Regions from separate parts of the Mus musculus genome. Here region 1 is linked to region 2. The links are chromatin contacts, found by Hi-C or POLR2A ChIA-PET in ENCODE. All regions are on one chromosome and are shown on one strand. Each heading gives the region's core, a stretch centred on a gene start or an enhancer-like site at or near the end of the contact. The rest is flanking DNA. Distances are from core to core; before and after follow the strand shown.

The links. Hi-C counts contacts between places; a loop is a spot of excess contacts on that map. ChIA-PET counts read pairs that join two places held with the same protein, here RNA polymerase II (POLR2A).
Region 1: a map of gastrocnemius shows a loop between it and region 2 (2.0-fold over the local background). The contact joins the enhancer-like site here to the promoter of Mchr1 in region 2. A Hi-C loop is called at or near these places in 2 of 37 maps with a recorded cell type or tissue (gastrocnemius and regulatory T cell). POLR2A ChIA-PET finds 5 or more read pairs at or near these places in 1 of 5 experiments (Patski).

Annotation. Positions count from the first base shown.
Region 1 is chr15:81,271,407-81,274,106 of GRCm38, reverse strand. No RefSeq gene overlaps it. Among named protein-coding and RNA genes, the nearest start is that of Gm52179, 12 kb to the right of the region's middle. Within about 2 kb of position 1,344, at least 1 of the 3 ENCODE cell types and tissues checked has a DNase peak (open chromatin) inside an H3K27ac peak, as active enhancers do; it is gastrocnemius, where a contact is called at or near this core.
Region 2 is chr15:81,234,170-81,236,869 of GRCm38, reverse strand. Mchr1 (melanin-concentrating hormone receptor 1) reads right to left here and starts at 1,371. Exons shown (of 2, transcript NM_145132.2): 1 at 1,015-1,371. The coding sequence starts at 1,096.

The sequences.
Region 1 (2,700 bases), core at 95-2,594, 37 kb before region 2:
CCTGGCTGTCCTGGAACTCACTTTGTAGACCAGGCTGGCTTTGAACTCAGAAATCTGCCTGCCTCTGCCTCCCGAGTGCTGAGATCAAAGGCATGCACCACCACGCCCAGCCTAAAATACATTTTTGAGACAGGATCTCATCTCTGTAGCACCAGCTGACCCGGAACTTACTCTGTAGGCCAGGCTAGATTAGAACTCACAGAGATCTGCCTACCTCTCCTTCCCAAGTGCTGGGATTGCAGGCATGCGATATCTGATTTTTAAAATACATTTTACAGAGAATTATTCAATTAATAGGTACAGGTTTTCTTAAATCACGAGGACCTGGGAAACACACCTCTGGCTGTGCAGGTAGAGACGCCCTAGGACAGGTTAACTGAGGTGGGAAAACCCATCTTAATTGTGGGTGGCACCAGGATCGGGATCCTGGACTCTACAGAAAGGGGAGTGTGAGCTGATTACCAGCAATTGTCTCTCTCTGCTCCTGACTGTGGGTGACATGTAACAGCAGCCTCAAGTTCCTGTCACCATGTCTTCTCTGCTATAATGAACTATTCCCCTTAAACTGTGAGGCAAGGAGGAGGAGTGGGGGGAGGAGGAGGAGGAAAGAAAAAGCCTTAAGCAGCTTTGGTCTCACTCAGCAAAGAAACAAACAACTAATACAGTCAGCTTCATGATACTGTAAGAAATAGCTGAGATTTTCAGCATCTAGAGCAGGGCTGCTGTGGCTCCAGGCTTTGGAGGGTCCAGCCTGGCTGGCTCTGTTGCTTTGTAACTGTGGCATGGCAGCACATCATGGTGGCAGCATAAAACTTGTTTTTTTTTTTTTTTTTTTTTTTTTCACGGCTGGAACAAGGTGGGAGGGTGCAGTCACACTATGACCTTCAAGAGCCACCCAAATGATCTAGGATGTATCCCCACACTCCATACTCCCGACCCCACACCCCACCCATCCGGACCCACCTCTCCCACCTCTTAAAGGTACCCACTCTGAGGAGACAGGCCTTTGACACATAGGTCTTTGGGGGAACAGCTGGAATCCAAACTAAAACAATGGGGGTACAGTGAGAGGATTGGGGAGCACAGGACATCACCCTGGAGAGGGGACTTTGGGGGCTGCTCTGCTGTTCTCAGTCACTCTGCAGCACTCACAAGGATGCGGCTGGGACCCTTTGTTCCTGACTGTTCATGGCATCTCATTGTTTCTTTTTATCTGCTGCCTCCAAGACCTGGAGAGCTAGCCAGGCGTTGCTCTCAGCCTGCTGGCAGTGAGAAGAAAAGATGACTGGCCAGATACAACTCCTGAGAGGCTGGCACAGTCTCCACCGCAGCTCCCGGTGCTACTGGCTGGCTGCCTTTCTGGTCACACCTCATCCAGCCCTGCATTCTCCTCCGTCACTGCTGGAGAGCAGCCGAGGCTGGCTCCCTAGGCTCCCTCCCTCCTCACGATGACTGAAGCCTGGTGTCACTCTCCCTCTGTGGATTTTGTCTTGTGCCTCTCTTGGGGTATTAAGCTGTAAAATGAAGCTCCCTGTAGAAGAATTGCAGAACAGGGCAGGAAGCAGCAAATTTGCTGGGAGGGAGGATAGACTCAGGCTTCCCTGGAGTCCTGGGAGGCACACACGTTTATGATTGACTCATTGCACATGAGTTATTGAGCTAGGGCAGCGGGAGAAAGAGGTGTTTACGTAGAAAAGTGACACATTTTTCGTTCGTGTTCCAAGCACTCAGGAGACCTCCTGCAAGTCAGGATGGGTCTGAATGAGCCTTCAGTGTGCGTGTGCTACATATGGAGAGGTGTGCAGTCTATGTCTTCTGGGATCTGGGGAACATGTATGGGGGGCTGCTATGTTTTTGGTATATGTGACATGTGATTGTGTGGAAAAGGTACATGTGGTGGGGTGTATATGTATGAGGTATGGAGTATGATTGCATTATTTGTGTCTTTGTGATGTGTGTGTAGCATGTGTGATGTGTGTAGGAAGTGTGATGTGTGTGATACATGTTTGTGCTGAGTGTTGTATGTGTGAATGTATCTGTGGGGTGGGATCCTCCACTTGGAGGCTAGAAACAGCTTGGGGGAGTCTGTCATCTTCTGCCATGTTGGTTCTGAAGATCCAACTTGGGTTGTCAGGCTTGGTGGCAAATGCCATCTCCTGATGAACATCTTGCTAGCCCTATGTGATAGTTTGAATAGGCTTGACCTACAAGGAGTGGCACTTTTAGGAGGTGTGGCCTTGTTGGATGAAGTATGTCGCTGTGTAGGTGGGCTTTGAGACCCTCCTCCTAGCTGCTTAGAAGACAGTCTTCTCCTGTTTGCCTTGGGAACAAGAGGTGGAACTCTCAGCTCCTTCTCCAGCACCATGTCTGCCTCGACATTGTCATGCTTCCTGCCATGATGATAATGGACTAGACCTCCGAACCAGCCCCAAAGAAATTTCCTTGGAAGAGTTGCCTTGGTCATGATATCTGTTCACAGCAGTAAAACCTTGACTAAGACACCCTTGTTGGTTTTCTTTGAGACCGGGCCCCTCATACCCCAAGCTGGCTTGGAACAGCTACATAAAGAATTATGAGGGTGACTCTGTCCACTTCACCAGTGCTGGAATTTTAGGTAGGTGCCACCTTGCTCTCTGAGACTGGTTTGTATTACTCACGCACACATCCTGAAGATTCATCCTTCTTGGAGCTTATGCCAAA
Region 2 (2,700 bases), core at 122-2,621:
TACTCAGAGGGCCAGGAGTCAAGACTCCCAGATATCTGCTGAGAACAACTTCATATCCCCGGGATCCACCAGAAAACCTTGTCAAAAAGGCTTGAAGGACATTTGTGTGTGTGTGTGTGTGTGTGTGTGTGTGTGTGTGTGTGTGTGTGTGTGTGTGTGTGTGTGTATTTGCAGCCTCATCTTTTCAGAGAGAGATGGCCAAAGGTTTCAGATAGGTTCCTAGGCATATGTGAGAAGTGACTGTCACCATGGGTGTGGGGTGTGTTTCAGGCTCCACAGCCCTGCCCTCTCCCGGTTTTCTGTCAGGGATTTCCTTGGACCATGTCTCCTGAGTCTGGGCTTTCCCAATAGGGTAGGGACTGGAGCTGTGTTACACCCCAGAAGCTTGGGAATTTCTCCACACCAACCTTCCCTCTTTCCCCTTCATTCCCTTCTCCTTCAGAGCTAGAATTTTAAGGCATTGACGTTCTGCAAATGTCAAGAAGCTTAATTCACCAGAAAAGTTAATCCTCTCACGCCCTGTGAAGTCTTTTGCTCCCAGCAGCCTTTGCCAGAAGACAGCAAGGACCACTCAGACCCCATTTCCCCAGTGCGAGGCCAGAGGATTGAGCCCAGGATAGCGGTGAATCAAAGCGCTTCTGCTGGCTCCCACATACTACCCGCCCGCTGTCTTGCTGTCTTGCTTGCTTGCTTCTCCAGCCTTGATTCCCCCCCCCCCCCCCCTGCAAAGCATATTTGGGACTCATCAGCAAGCTTTCCCCTCAAGCCTGCCTCACGTCTTGTCACCAACCCTTGTTGTTTCTAAATGTGCCTCTGCCCCATCTCTATTCCTCCCTGCCCCTTCTGTCCTAGCTGGTGTCCCCTCCTCTCCTCTTCCTCTTCAGGCAAAGCCGACTGCAGATCTTATCACCAAGAACTGTAAGATAAAGTTTCCCAGGCAGTTTGGCTTGGGAGGTGAAACCTTCCCATTTTCCACACCCATCCCGGAGGAGGGAGGACTCCAACTCGACTCACCCGCCAATGTGAAATTATCCTGGCCATCGGAGATGTTGCTGGCATTGGGGCCAGTGGACAGCAACGAGGCTTGCAGATCCATGCAGCCGGTGCAGGTCGCCTGCTCCCTGGAGTGGAGCGCCCGTCCACCCACGCAGGCTGCGGCAGCCTCCAGCGCCCTCCACCGCCTTGTCCGGAGCTTGAGCCCCGCAGTCCAGAAAAGGGTCTTCCTCTACCGCCTGGCAGCCTCTGCTGCCTCTGAGCCCAACTGCTCGCCCCACTCCCTCCTTCCCAGCTCCCACTGACATCACCTAGACACATTAACATTCGGAGGCAGATGCATGTTAACCTCTTCGGTCCCGGCTGCGGCTCCTACTCCTGACTGCCTGCAGAGCCAGCAGCTAGGCTCAAGCCATCCCATGCGGAGGAGCCTGCCTTTGCGCTGTCTCCCAGGGCTGAATTCTGAGCTCACAGGGGCTACCGCTTATCTTGCATGGCCATCCAGGTCTTTGCAAAAGCAAAGGGGGTGGGTGGGGGAGCAATGCTTGCTTTAAAGAAGCTGGACCACGTGGCAAAAGCCAGGGGTACTGTTCTCAATGCTGGGGACTCAAGCCTGGACTGACACATCCTTGGTTCCCAAGCACTCTGGAGGTCACCCTAAACCTTTCCTGTGTCCTGGTAACTTCCAAACATCTCCTTGGCTAGATGACAATTGCTAGTTGTGCAAAGGAGGTTCCAGGCTTTCTGTGGTGCCAATAGTCAGGGGCTGGTGTGCAGACAGAACAAACTTCCCTCTGCACAGATCAGTGGAGGCCAGCCACAGAGGGTTTTATTTTCTAGTGTTCTGAGGTTTTGTCTGGGATTCTGTGAAACAATTATCAGAGCATAAGAGAATAAATAAGTCCACTCAGAGATTAGAATGGACAGTAGCCTCAGAGGGCACAGGCATTAGAGAACTCTCTGCAGACTCCTGCTGACAGCTCCGGGAGATTCACAATCAAATGCTACACCACCAGGGCCAGATGCAGAGCCTAAGTCCTTGGCTAACATGGTTGCCTGTTAACCCTTATCAACGAGCACAGAAGCACAGAGAGACATCCTTATAGCTACCCCGAGTTCCAGCCATACTCTTCCTTACTGATGTTGGATATGAACATGCCTGGTTTTTCAGGCCGAGTTGTTGATTGTCCCTAGTATACCTCTTCTTCTAGGCCTCTTGATCCACCAGCATGAAGAACTTAAAATAAGGCTGTATGGGGGCTGGGGATGGAGCTCAGTTGGTAGAGTATTTGTCTCACAGGCACGAAACTCAGGGTTTCATCCCCTATACTCATAAACTGGACATGCATGCCAGTAATCCCAGCACTTAGGAGGTGGAGGCAGGAGGATGAGAATTTCAGGGCTTCCCCCCCCCCCACAGAGAGAGAGAGAGAGAGAGAGAGAGAGAGAGAGAGAGAGAGAGAGAGAACCAGATGGTAGTTTGACCATAGGCACAGTGGGATGGTTAGTGTATTTCTGGTGGACTCTGATGCCCCCAACTCCATGATGCCCCCAGACCCAGGTGTCCTTTGTGGTATTAGTGGAGGGAATACTGTGGTGGTTTGAATGAAAATGTCCCGCACAGGCTCATACATGTGAATATTGGGTCCCCAGTTAGTGAGCCTTGTTTGGGAAGAATTGAGAAGTATATTACTAGGTAGGGATGCT